Linked DNA regions of Homo sapiens: region 1 is linked to region 2. Evidence: chromatin contacts called from ENCODE Hi-C or POLR2A ChIA-PET data. All regions are on one chromosome and are shown on one strand. Each heading gives the region's core, a stretch centred on a gene start or an enhancer-like site at or near the end of the contact. The rest is flanking DNA. Distances are from core to core; before and after follow the strand shown. Region 1 holds the start of TRAF1 (TNF receptor associated factor 1). Region 2 holds the start of STOM (stomatin).

Region 1 (6,548 bases), core at 3,557-6,056, 440 kb before region 2:
CAGGGCCTGGGAATTGCTGCTAGCCAAGCAGAGAATTATGCAGAACCACCCCTGGACATCAGGCTCCTGATCCCTGGGCCACAGTTTGCTGCAAGAAGAGGGCTTTGGCTGAAAGGAGCCAGGCACTTCCCAGTGGAGGTAGAGAGGGCGGCTGAGCAACGAGACTCCTCTGCAGGTCTCAGGGCCCCGTGTGTAAACAAGAGGATTTGATTTTGAGCAGTGACTCCTGCCTGTTTGGATTCGTGGACCAATACGAGTGTGTTTTTTTTTAAATTGAGAGATTAACAAAGAGATTGTCATCTTTTTAATTTTACTTAGCAAAGGCTTTGCCAAAAACTATCATCTACGATTACATCCTTTCATTTATATAAAGACATGCATAGGACAGACGCAATCTCAGAGTAAAAGTTTGGTTTTATAAATGGAAAGAATTTAGTTTACATAAACTGATTTATAGAATTGCCTTATTTTTATCATTTTGTCATGAGCTGGTGGGAATGGATCAGTTCTGGATAGCATGTGGGAACCTCTGAGCAGGACATGTAACCTATGAGGGTCCTTCCAGCTTGGGAGGGCCAGGGTTCTAAATTGTAGCTCCTGAAAATGTCTCTCTGGCCTATCACACTTCCAAATGTGTCTCTTATTCCTAGAAGCACCGTTTGACAGAGCTCAGGACGTGAGCTGATAATGGTCTCTCCCCACCTAAAGGCAAACAGAGGCAGACAGAACCATCTAGATGAGGAGTTTGCTAACCTTTTTTATGTAAAGGGGTGGATAGTAAATATTTTGGGCTATGAAGTCTTTGTTGCAAGTACTCAATTTTATATAATTTTCATGTGTCCCAAAATATCTTTTTTTGTTTTTTTGAGACAGGGTCTCATTCTGCTACCCAGGCTGGAGTGTAGTGGCACGATCATGGTTCACTGCAGCCTCGACCTCCCCAGGCTCAGGCGACTCTCCTACCTCAGCCTCCAGACTAACTGGGACTACAGGCATGTGCCACCATGCCAGGTTAGTTTTTATATTTTTTGTAAACATGTGGTTTCATCATGTTGCCCAGGCTAGTATCAAACTCCTGGGCTCAAGCTCTCCGCCCACCTCGGCCTCCCAAAGTGTTAGAATTACAGGCATGTAATTCTATGTAATTTGAATTCTAACACTTCAGAATTACAGGCATGTTTGTCATTTACCAAGGGGTTTATATTTGTTATTATAAGAACTTTTTTGATTATTATTGATTGGGGCTCATAACAATTCTGTGATGCAGAAAACAGTTTTACAGACAAGCAAGCTGTGGCTTGAGAACATTAGCAGTGCAGCAGGCCACACAGTGAGAGAGTGGCCTCACAGCCTCGAGAATTACAGGTCATTATGCATGGCCTATCATTCTTCTGATTTTTTCAACCATTTGAAAATATAAAAACCACTCTTAGCTCGTTGCTTAGGTGGTGGGCCAGAATGTGGCCCATGAACCGTAGTTTGTGGACCCCTGGTCTGGACTGTTCTCACTCTAAGTCTATTGCCAGGTAGCTTTAGGCAAGACACTTCACCACTGTGAACATCAGTCTCCTTATTCCTTATAAAGCAAATTCAGTCTGGACTCAGGACTAGTTGGGAGGTGCCTGCCAGGGGTGGAGTGGGCAGCTGTCTACTTGGCTTCAACCTGGAAAAATCAAGACAACGGACAAATGCCTTTCTGTGATGTGCCAACGTACCTTCTCCTGAGTTCGAAGACGGCTTCCTGGGCTTATAGACTGGAGGTCTTCCCCTCTGCATTTGGGGCAGATCTGATCCTCGCCATTCCTGGGGAAACATGGACAAAGCCTTGGAGAGAGGCACTACAGCTCCCTGCACCATCCACTCTCCTGACAGCTCCAGAAGCCTCAACTATCAGCAGGGTGGTGATCATGTACGTCCACAATCCCAGAGCCACAGTTCCTAAATCGCAAAACTGCCGAGTATCCCACATTTTTTGGTAGTTTGCAGTGAGCTTCCTGGGCTGCCAAACCTGCCGTGACTGCACTGACCGGAAGCTATTATAGCCCTTACTTGCCCCACTTAGTGTGAATATATACATGTTTCATTGCAGAAACATTAATGTGCTTGATTACAGGGCACTGCCGCATTCCCTGCCACAATTACATGATGCCCTGATTTGCTTTTCTAAAAAAAATTCTGAATTACAAAACACATCTGATCTCAGGGGTTTAGGCAAAAGATTGCTGACATGTGACTATATTTGCTCTTCTCATTTGGTCCTCCATTTGGTTTTGGTCTTATATGTTTAGTAATTACAGAGGATCATGGCCTATTAGAACAAGAAAGGGCCTCAGAGAACATCTGTCCTAGAGGTTCTTAATCAGGAATGGGTGTCAGATTCTAATGGGTAACACCTGGGTACCCGTGGGTTTTTTGTCTGTTTTTTGGGGGTTTTTCTTTTTTTGAGACAGGGTCTTACTCTGTAGCCCAGGCTGGAGTGCAGTGGTGCGATCTCAGCTCACTGCAACCTCTGCCTCCCAGGTTCAAGTGATTCTCATGCCTTAGCCTCCCAAGTAGCTGGGATTACAGGTGCACACCACCACACCCAGCTAATTCTTGTATTTTTAGTAGAGATGAGGTTTCACCTTGTTGGCCAGGCTGGTCTCAAACTCCTGACCTCAAGTGATCCTCCTGCCTCGGCCTGCCAAAGTGCTGGGATTACAGGCATGAGCCACTGCGCCTGGCCAGCAACTGTGTTTTTACAAAGCTCCTGGTGTCTCTGACCTGCTACCGCTACCGAGATAGTCTATTTTACAAGTGAGGGAATGAGGCCCCAGAGGGCATGTGGATTGGTCAAGGTAGAGTGAGTCAGGAGCAGAGCTGAGTAGAAGCTCTTCAGGACTTAGGCCTCAGGCCTCAGCCCTCCAACTTCCAATCAGCTCCCTCCTCTGCCAGGTTTTGGAAGGAGGGAGAGGGGAAACCAGGAGACCCACTACCAGAGCCTGAGCTGAACCCTGACAATCCGCTTGATGGTAAAACCAGTGAACCTCTGCTCCTCCACCTCCTGGCTGGCCTTTCCACGGCCACAGCCTCTCCTCGCTATTCTCACAGCCTCCTCCTTTGTCGTCATGTTTGAACTTCTCACTTGCCTGATTCAGCTTTGCCACCTTCTTAAGCTGTAAAACCGCAAACAAAAGGTCATCACATGAGATAGTTTAAGGGCATATTTGCCAGGAAACTGACCAAAGCTGACCTAATCTGTTAGGCCTCAGTGTTCTCATTTGTAAAATAGGATCATAATAGTATCCACCCCTCTAAGTTGTGCTGAGGACCCAAGGGCAGAGCATTTGGCACACAGTAGGTGCATAATTGCTTAAAGAGGGATGTCCACAATAGTACTGATATCATGCCTTTCTGGGTTGTTAATATTTTAAGTATCATTAAATACACAAATATATATCGATCTCTTTGTCCCCTCCAAAAGGGTTCCCAGCAAACGGTCTGAGGTGATGAGCAATGCTGTGGAAGGAGAGATATTCGTCTAACAGTTTGTCATTCACCAAGAGGTTTATATTTGTTATTATAAGGACTTTTGTGATTATTATTCATTGGGCTTCATTAACAATTCTATGACACAGAAAACAGCTTTACAGACAAGCGAGCTGCGGCTTAGGGACATTAGCAGAGCACCAGACCACACAGTGAGACAGTGGCCTCACAGCCTCGAGGCTCTCCTCGGTGTGGATGGCTTTCCCCTGTGGGAGCTGATGCCTTTCTGTGGCTTCCTCTCCTTCCACCACAGCCAGAGGGGCAGTGTCAGGGAGTGTGAGAAAAGGGTGTGGAAACTGAGGCCCAGAGAAGAAAAGTCACCGCCTGAAGTCACAGGCTCCTCTGCCCCTCACCTCCCATCAGGGGTCCCTCCCTGGCACCCACTTTCTGCCCACCCTCCGCTCCTCCATCACCTCACCTCGGGTTCTCAGAGAGACAGCCTGCACAGCAGAGAGCCCTGGGCTCCTTTGGGTCCTGGCAGACGGTGGGAGGGCACCCAAAGGGAAACTCATTCTCATCAGGGGCCGGGCGAGGACTGCTGCCTGAGCTGGAGGCCATCTCAGGGTTCCAGGCTGGCCAGAGGGCCTGTTTAAGTTGCTCCAGGGCAGGGGACCAGCCTTGTGGAGTCCTGGCCTGGGCCTCACTCTCTGGTGAGTAGGAGCTCTGATGACTTTATCTTCTTCTCTCTGGCTTGTGTGGTTCAACGTCACAGCTGAGTCACAGCAGGGATGGAGCAGGAATTACCCTTTGTGGCGATAAAAATCCCCTGGATGGTGACTGAAGGCTTTAGGAGTGTCCAGTCATTTTTTTTTTTTTTTAGAGTGAGAAAAAGCAAGAGAGCAAGTCAGAGAAAATGACCCGTGTCACAGACTCTCAGAAAGCACAGTGAGAGTTCCCCTGGTTGAGAATCGCAGGCTGCCGCTGGCTTCCCCCACTTCCCTGGGCACATCGGAGGAGGGGGCCACAGCTGGTCCCTGGTCTGTGTTCCCTGGCACCTCTGAGCAGCCTGGAATTCTCAGTGGGGGTGCTCACCTTCCTGGTGGAAATCCCCAGGGTGTTGGAGACAGGTCCAAAATTTCAAGTTCTAGGCGCTTTTGCTCTGCTCTGTTTGGAGTGTCTGGGTGACCTCAAGGAGAAGTCACTTCCTCACAGTGGGTTCTGATGACTCCATCTGTAAAAAAGAAGTTGCAACAGGTGGCCTCTGGGCTGTAAGATTCTGGGACCCTATCTTGCCTGGGACTGAGGCAACCAGAAGGAGCAGGAAAGCCCTGATGAAATCCAAGGCCTAGGACCACAGACTCCTCAGGGCCCTCCCCACACCACCCCACTCAGGAAGTCATAGGTGGCTACATGCTCCGGTCAGGTGCCACCACTTTACTGCCTCAAGGAGAACAAAGCGCTAAACAAATGCAAGATCACAGCAGCTGGTCTCAGCATCCAAGTGGGATGTAGATCCACATTTGCAGGAAAAGTGCACTGGGGAAACGATGGCTCCCAGAATGTGTACTGTGTGCTGGGCAACAGTTTCCCTCCAAATCCTTACAGCAACCTGCAAGGAATTCTTCTGCAGCTGTATATAGGGTCAGAGAAGCAAGATGCCTGGTCCAAAGGCACACAGCCTCTGGTAGTGGAGTGGGATTCACACCAGGGCTGTGGGGCCCCAAGCTCTGTGTGCTTGGGATGGAGATCAGAGTACCCAGCTCTTGTCTCATCTATCAAATGGAGAAGACAATCCCTACACATCTTTCCATCCTGCTTGGCTGCTACAGAGGTTTTGCAAACTTTCACAGTGGTTTCAGATCATGGGTTTTGAGGTCAGACAGAGCTGAGTTGAAATCCTGGGTCCACTGCTTACTAACTGTGGGCCCTGGGACAAAGTCCTTAACTTCCCTGAAACTCAGATTCTGCATCTGTAAAATGGGACAATAATACCTATTTCACCCATTTGTTGTGATGACTAAATGAGATAGTGGGTCAAAGTGTGGTGTGTAACCCAAGTGAAGTACTTGAATGACATTTGGCTCAGATGGTGACTACAGGCCTTCCAGCTCCTCAGAGAAAAGGATTAAAGTGGTGCATTATGCTTATACTGTGCTTTCACGTCTATCTACTGGAGCCTCAACAGGTGGGCAGGGCAGGTCATCTGGCCTGAGATACATTAAACTGCCCACCTGCCCTGGTGTAACACCAGGGCTGCCACAGGCTGGTGGCAAAGACAGCACGGCATCTTACCGCCACAATGTACATCAGGACCTCCACCCCCATAACAAACGACCTCCAGGCCTGCATCAAGACTATCAGAAGACACTCCCTTTTAACTGTGTACCCCATACCTGCAAGCTTTCCTGCAGCCAGCCCTACCTGTTCCCTCCTTCCCCTGGTTTGGGATAAAACAGGCACCCAAGACTTCTCTCCCCATCTGTGGGTCCCTTCTCTCCCCTCCGGCCTCAATACCACCCTCTCTACCTGCTCATTCCCACGGACATCAAAACGTGCGCAACCTGCTCTAATAAGAAAAGGGAAAAATAGTACTACTTTTGGGTACCGTCTTACGTAATTTTACAGACATCATCTCATCTAATTTTCACTCTGTGAAGCAGGTATTGCCATCATCATCCCCACCTTACAGATGAGAAAACTGAGGCACAGAGAGGCTAAGCGACTTGTTCAAGGTCTCACAGCTAGTGAGTGGGGACCCCTGAACCCAGAGCCAGTCCTGTAACCACGCACGCTTTTAAAACACTCTTTATTCTCGTCTCCAATTTCTACATCTACTCTCGCCTCACCTAACGGTAGAACTTCTAGAAAAGATTGTCTATACAGGCACTTGGATCTCCAGGGAATCATCTCTCCAAGTGTATACGCATGTCGGGGACGCCAAATGCCCTGGGCCCGCCCCAGTTTCTATCCAACCAGCCCTCCTGCCAGCACCTGACCCGGCTCTCAGCCCTTCCTTCCGGAATCCCTTCCTTTCCCCGGCTTCCCGCATCCTCTGCGGGGAATTCCCCCCGCGTCTCTGG
Region 2 (7,035 bases), core at 2,153-4,652:
TGGGAGGGTAAAGTGGGATCGCTTGAGTCCAGGAGTTCGAGACCAGCCTGGGCAACATAGTGAGACCCTGAGTTAAAAAAAAAAAAAAAATTAGCTGGGTGTGGTGGTGCATACCTGTAGTCCCAGCTACTCGAGGGGCTGAGGTGGGAGGATCACTTGAGGCTACAGTGAGCTATGACTGCACCATTGCACTCCAGCCTGGGCAACAGAGCAAGACCCGGTCTCAAAAAGAAAAAGTGTAGTTTAATTATGGGAGGGGAGGGGACAGATGAGTCAAACTGATAAATATGTTATGTAATAAACATTATGATAGAGATATGCACAGGATACCAGGCAGACGCAGGGAAAGGGTATTCACTTTTTTTGTAGTTACAATAGTTTTCAGGAAATTGCTTTTCCATGCCTTCTTAAAAAAACTGATTTTGAATTCCATCTGTATCACTTTATCAACATCTTTTTTTTCCCTCAAAGATGACTAGGAATCAGTGACTGTCTTTTACTAGGTAAAATTTATACCATCAAATGGCACCAAAAATCTATTTAATCATGAATAAATATGCCAGTTTTGTAGACTTGGTCTTCCATAAGTTAATTTATGACCACTGATGGAATAACTCAGATTAATTATTGAAGAAGTTACAAAGTTCTCTCCAATCTGATTGGCTATAACAACTGAAATAAACAATCAGTCTCCCAAAGGGTTTTATTTGTTGACATGGCTCTTAATTACAGTGATACATTCTTTGCAATTACTTGCATTATTTCATTACAAAGTGAATGCATCGCCTTTAAGAAAAACTAGTCTTGCCCTAGGCCTGGTGCTATTTACCTACCTAGGACTAATTCTCAGTAAAGACAAAGAGGCAGAGTTTAGGCTTTTAAAATTCCACTGCTTCTTTCACAAGCAGCCTTCTGGAAGTCATCACTGAAGCTGTGTTCCTCCAGGCTTTTTTTGTTTATTGTCTCTCAACTTAAGTAAAGTACTGAAGTTAGACAAGGTTCTACATTTTGGTATCCATCTCTGGGATAGGGAAAATGATTCAGAAAATCAGATAGCCGGGGTTTGAAACAGGGCTGAAAATTTTAGAAACTGTGATTTTGCCATGTGAGCCGCAGTATCCTTATTGTGAAATGGTGAATAATGACTTTTTCCTTGTAGAGCTGTTACAGAATGCAATTAGATAATGTTTGTAAAGCACTTAAACTGTCTTTTGGCACAGGGAAAGCATTCAATAACCTCTATTTAATAAATTCCAGCAATACCTTTCCTAGTAGCGTCAAATTTGTTAGGTTTACATTAAAAAAACACAGACTATGCAAAATTTTATTTGTATGTCTAATTTTTGAGAGGAAGTGGTGGTTTTCATTAGATCTTGAAAGATTTCTGTCTAAACAGTAGTTAAGTGTAGAACCAAGGAAAAAAACTGGAAGTTAAAAACTCATCTATGACCACTTGTCTGTAAATAAACATTAAGTACAAAGATCATGTTGATTCTCAAAGAACTCCAAGCAGATTTGCCACTGCAGTTTCCCACCAGGAGGTCAGGGTATTGAGGAATGCATGCTAATACCCACCTTTTTATCTAGGAAAAGACAACTAACTATCGAAGAGGCAGTTACCACCCATTTTTTCCCTATTCAAGTTTTAGAATCAGTCAAATCTAGATTTAAATACAAACTAAGTGACTTTAAGTAATTTAACTTCTTTGACTATCAGTTTCATCAAGTATAATATGGGGATAAGAATACCTACCACATCATCTGTTGTGAAGATTCAATAAAATAATATATACATAAAATACGTGGCACTGGGGGGGTCGCGGTGGCTCATGCCTGTAATCCCAGCACTTTGGGAGGCCGAGGCGTGTGGATCACTTGAGGTCAGGAGTTTGAGACCAGCCTGACCAACATGGTGAAACCCTGTATCTACAAAAAATACAAAATCAGCTGGGCATGGTGGTGCACGCCTGTAATCCCAGCTACTTGGGAGGATGAGGCAGGAGAATCACTTGAACTCGGGAGGCGGAGGTTGCAGTGAGCGGAGATCACACTCCAGCCTGGGCAAGAAAAGCGAAACTCCGTCTCAAAAAAAAAAAAAAAAGTGATACGGAGCCTGACCTATTTAGTTTCAATTTTTGTTGTTGTGGTTGCCATTATTCTCATCAACTCCTCCCTGTTACACTCTCCATTTGGGAAGATAACCTGCAACGTTATTAGTAGACAAAAAGTGAGGAATAAAGATTTCTGTAATTCCTTTGATGCTCCTGGGAAGGAACTGAACACAGGGATCCCTGGACAAGGGAAATGGAACTTATAGCTAAGATGCTGTGGATAAAGCTGGCTTTACAAATAATCAGAATAGATGACTCCAATGTCATGTTCTTTGAGGGGTCCTGGAAAGGACCACCCAGCCCTCTAAATTGCTTTCACTGCCATCCTGCCTGAAATTCCATCTTTAGAAACACTGTAATTCCTCTGGATCACTAAGAGCTCCTGAGTGGGTACCAGGACTCCTGAGAGGTCCACCATCTCTCTTTATTGGAACCCCCTCCCCAGAGTACCAGTTCCTCCACAGGGGAACGAGACTGAGCCACTTACAGCTCCTGCCTTGAAGACTGGGAAGGGAGGGTGGGGGTGAGGGTGGGAGAACTCAGGGTTCCTGGCGAGGAACAAAAGCCGGGAAGGAGAGTTCTCCAAAACGCAGAGGAAAGCGGAGGGGGAAAAATGGGGCAGAAAGTGGAGCTAGAAAGAGAGGTAAGAAGAAAGCCAGAGAGACTTCTTCCTTCTGCAAATCGGTCTAAGTTTCGGGAGGTGGGATTGGGGGAGGAGGGGGTTCACCCTGGGGCCAGGCCAGGGCTGGGTGGAGGAGGCGGCCTTCGAGAGAGTGAGTCGGGAAAGAAGGGGAGTGGGCAAAGGGTGAGATGTGGGGTCCCGGTCCCCGCCTCGCTGGCTGCCAGTTCCCTCTGCGTTTCCTAGTCCGCGTGCGTGACACGAGATAGTGCAGCCCTGGCATGGGGCTTGGCATCTGGCGGCCGCGAGATAACCAGGGCCCGTGCGATGGGAAACGTGCCGTTGGCAGCCCGCCACCCCTCCATCGTGACCTCAGTCTGCCAAACAGGGTTCGTGATGCTCAGTTTACTAGGGAGGAGCCGCGGCTTTGAGATCTCGCCCAGCCCGAAGCAGCGGAGACTGGCCAGGAGCCCGGCTGTCAGACCTCGGAGCGCACGCTGCGGGCGGGGGCTCGGTCCACGGGGGAGGGTCAGGGGACGCGGGACTCACCCTTGAAGGAGTCGGGGAGCCGCTGGGCTTCGGAGTCCCGTGTGTGCCGCTTCTCGGCCATGCTGCCCGAGACGCAGTCGCACTCCCCCGTCCTCGTTGCCAAACCCGGAGCCGCCGGGAATGCCCTGAGGAGCCAGAGGCACAAGACCCAGATTGCCGCCCCGCCCCCAATCGAGGTCCCGCCCTCGTGAGAGTTGGCCAATCAACGCCCAGGATCGAGGAGGACCCACCTCCCAATCCCCGCCCTCCTGTCCCTCCACGGCGCGACTGCTTCGCAGTCACTTCCCGCTAGTTCTGTGGGCTGAGGGGCGTGGCCTGAGGGGCGTGGCCTGAGGGGCGAGAGCCCCCAAGGCTGTGGGTATGAGGCCGGGGCCCTGCACCGGAAGGGAGGGCGGAAGCCACGGGACGTGGAGCAGATGGTGAGGATAGTGGGGAGGTAGCAGCAGAGGATGACCCGAGGCAAAAGTGCAAGTGAAGAAAAGTCGCCTTGCCGGGCAGAGGTACGGGACCAAGGCGCCTCCTCTGGGCTGAGGAGTTAGAGGGAAGAAAATGGCGCCCTGTCATGAGGGCGCGAGGTCCGAGTTGAGGGGAGAAGACTGAGGGACACAGAAGTGGCCGAAGTGAGGGCGCTGAGGTCAGCCTGAGCTGAGAGGGCCGGCAGATCACGCCGCAGCCGAAGTGAACGAACTCGAGTGAGGTGTGTTAAGAAAATCAAAATGTATAAATTTGGAAAAGGAGAGGAGGCCGGGCGCGGTGGCTCACGCCTGTAATCCCAGCACGTTGGAAGGCCGAGGCGGGTAGATCATCTGAGGTTAGAAGTTCGAGACCAGCTTGGCCAACATGGTGAAACCCCGTCTCTGCTAAAAATACAAAAATTAGCCGGGCGTGTGGCGCGCGCCTGTAATCCCAGCTACTTGGGAGGCTGAGGCAGGAGAATCGCTTGAACTTGGGAGGCAGAGGTTGCAGTGAGCCGAGATGGCCTGGGTGACAGAGCGAGACTCCGTCTCAAAAAAACAAAACAAAAAACAAAAAAACAGGAGAGGAGACTTTATTTCTTGTAAGGGGTTACAGCCTGCAAGGTGGCCATTCCGCAGGCTGGAGAATGGCCAGGACCAGAGACAGGCATTTCGTTGGAGGAGGGGTTGGAGTAGCGGCTTTATGCTGAACAGCTTGGGTAGACATGCATATTCAGCAGGTGACAGGAGGAGCTATGAATATTCATGAGGGTGGTCCTGACGCATGCCCATTGAGCAAACATGCATGTAACATACAACCCATGTTCATTTTGGAGTGAAGAGTTACCAATTAAATGTTAAATGCCTGGCCTGCATGGTGACGTCCCCATCTCTACAAAAAGTAAAAAAAAAATAGCCAGGTGGGGTGGTGTGTGCTTGCGGTCCCAACTAGTCAGGAGGCTGGGGCAGGAGGATCACTTGAGCCCAAGAGTTGGAGGCTGCAGTGATGTATGATCAGATCACTGCACTCCAGCCTGATGGACTCTAAAAAATAATAACAATACATGTATTACAGTTAGACCCCATGCGTCAAAAGGTCTTTTCAGGACAGGAAGGTGTGCAAGTATGCAGTCTGTGTAAACTAGCCAGAGCCAGTCCATGGTCGGTAGTTTTCCTATGAGGAGAAAGTTACTGAAATCAGCCTCTTGTCCAATTAAAGCTGTAATGATGGCTGGTGGAATAGGGGTTCCATTAGGCCACATCTGGTGGAGCTGCAAATTGTTTTAATATTGCTTATCTCGAGGCCAGTGCTTGTTAAGCTGCTAGAGAAAGAGAACAACCTTGTGGCAGTTAGAACACAGTTTATTCTCTAAGTGAAGGGATGTGTGCCTTAACCTTTGCCTGGCATGACCTTAGGTATAATTTGTTTATAATTTGGTATCTTATTGTCACAAACAGTCTGTTCTGTCAGTCTTATGATCTGTGTTTTAACGTTAATGCTGGTCAGCTGTTGTGTCTAAACTCCAATACGATGAAGTTATAATGAGGCGAGTCTGACCTTCTGTCCTGTCATTGGCTGGGAACTCAGTTTTAAAGTTTTCTGGAGTCCCCTTGGCCACAAGGGAGTCCATTCAGTCGGTGGGGTCATTTATTCAAACAAAATCTTCTTGGAGCATCTTCCATGTGGCAGGGAGTGTGCTAAGGGCCTCGTGGAGTTTACCTTATACTCTAGTTGGGAGATGGGCCACAAACAAGTAATTGAATCATTACACATGGTGAAGGAAGCTGTGAAAGGAGTGGAATATTCGGAGAACAGCAAAGGTTAGGACAGGGGAACACCTCTGTAAGGAAGGGGCTTTGAGATGTCGCCTGAGAAATGAGAAGGAGCCAGCCTGGGGAAGGGGAATAAGCGGTGCAGGAGGTGGGAAAGGGTATCCCAGGTAGAGGGAAAAGCATGTGCAAGGGCATTCCCAACCTCAGGCCTTCTCTTGGGGTGTGGCTGAAGACCTCATATTTGGAAAGTAGGCTGTGTTTGCATTAGACTTGTTCTATTGCACAATGTTCAAAGTATGTTAATGTACACAAGGTGCACTTATAAAAACATTCGATTTTGAAATAAGTACAGATTCACAGGAATTTGCAACAACAGTACAGAGAGGTCACATGTCCCCTTTACCCAGTTTCCCCCAATAGTTACGTCTTACTTAACTAGAGTATCAAAACCAGGAAATTGACAGTGGCACAAAATGTATTTATAGTTCTGTGCCATTTTAACATGTGTAGATTGATATAACCACAGTAATTGATACAGAACTATTCCATTACCACAAAGATCTCCCTCAGGAGGAGCACTTCTTTCTTAATGTGCTCAATATTTGGCTGTGTACTACCCAACACCTTGTGGTGCTTAGGTCATATGAAATGGTAGACTTTCTCTCTGATTTTACAGCTCTGGAGCTTTGTGACTATCAGGACGGAAACGGGAGCAGACACAACAGGTGTTAAGAGAGGCATTAAGATGATCTTTGCTTGCAGGAACAGGCTCCAGTGTGTGATCAAAACCTGACTCAGAGCTTGCAGTTGACTTTTAGTCAAATACTGGCCAAGAACTGTTTGTATTCCTGGGATGGAGTGCAGCTTGTGCAGTCACTTTGTTAGCCTTCTGGAGAAGATAAGGAGGGGAGTACAGTAATTTAATGATCCCTTCTCTCTAAATCATCCTTGAGAAAGTCCATAGCTTCATTTTTCCATTCTGTAACGAATAAGCCCTGGAGACATAAACTTCCCGTTTATCCTGTCATTCCCAGGAAAGAGGAGCAAATACACAAGAAACTAATTAAACCCTTCGGTAGAGGAGGCCTTGATTACAAATTGCATATTGTGAAAAAGGATTTAGGTTTCATTTTTGTTGGAAAGGAAAATGGTATTTCAAAATGAATTTAATATGTGTACCCCTATCAGTTACCTAAGCCCAAGTCTCAAGACAATCTTAACAGTGTAGTGTCCCTTCTGGAGAATTAGAAGTGTCTCCCTTTGGGGTAAAGACTTTGGTAAACACTTCTTGGCTCTGGTTTCAGATTGCATCAGTTCTAAAACTAATTCCTGGCCCTAAACTAAGAACAAGCTTTGACTTGATTTTTAAACTGCTTTTAGAATAGAGTTTCCAATTTTTTATTTAAATATGCTTACTCTCACTTGCCCATGAAATTGGTGTATTCTGGCTTTCTCGTGCATATTCTGTTATAAATGTATTGATTAAATGTACTTTAAAAATCAATTTCTCACTCTTAAGATTAGAAAA

The links. A loop is a pair of places that touch in the nucleus more often than their neighbours do. ChIA-PET counts read pairs that join two places held with the same protein, here RNA polymerase II (POLR2A). Pooled maps may share reads with other maps.
Region 1: a pooled map shows a loop between it and region 2 (3-fold over the local background). The contact joins the promoter of TRAF1 here to the promoter of STOM in region 2. A Hi-C loop is called at or near these places in 1 of 37 single-sample maps with no recorded cell type and 9 of 50 pooled maps. POLR2A ChIA-PET finds 5 or more read pairs at or near these places in 2 of 52 experiments (GM12878 and activated T-cell).

Annotation. Positions count from the first base shown.
Region 1 is chr9:120,921,990-120,928,537 of GRCh38, forward strand. TRAF1 (TNF receptor associated factor 1) reads right to left here and starts at 4,807. Exons shown (of 8, transcript NM_005658.5): 1 at 4,561-4,807; 2 at 3,947-4,312; 3 at 1,716-1,803. The coding sequence starts at 4,086. RefSeq lists enhancers at 3,436-3,959, 3,556-3,625, 4,086-4,425, 4,766-5,085.
Region 2 is chr9:121,366,848-121,373,882 of GRCh38, forward strand. STOM (stomatin) reads right to left here and starts at 3,403. Exons shown (of 7, transcript NM_004099.6): 1 at 3,280-3,403. The coding sequence starts at 3,340. It overlaps LOC102723324 (a long non-coding RNA gene), which reads left to right and starts at 3,046. Exons shown (of 7, transcript NR_187160.1): 1 at 3,046-3,119. RefSeq lists enhancers at 3,408-4,368, 3,828-3,917.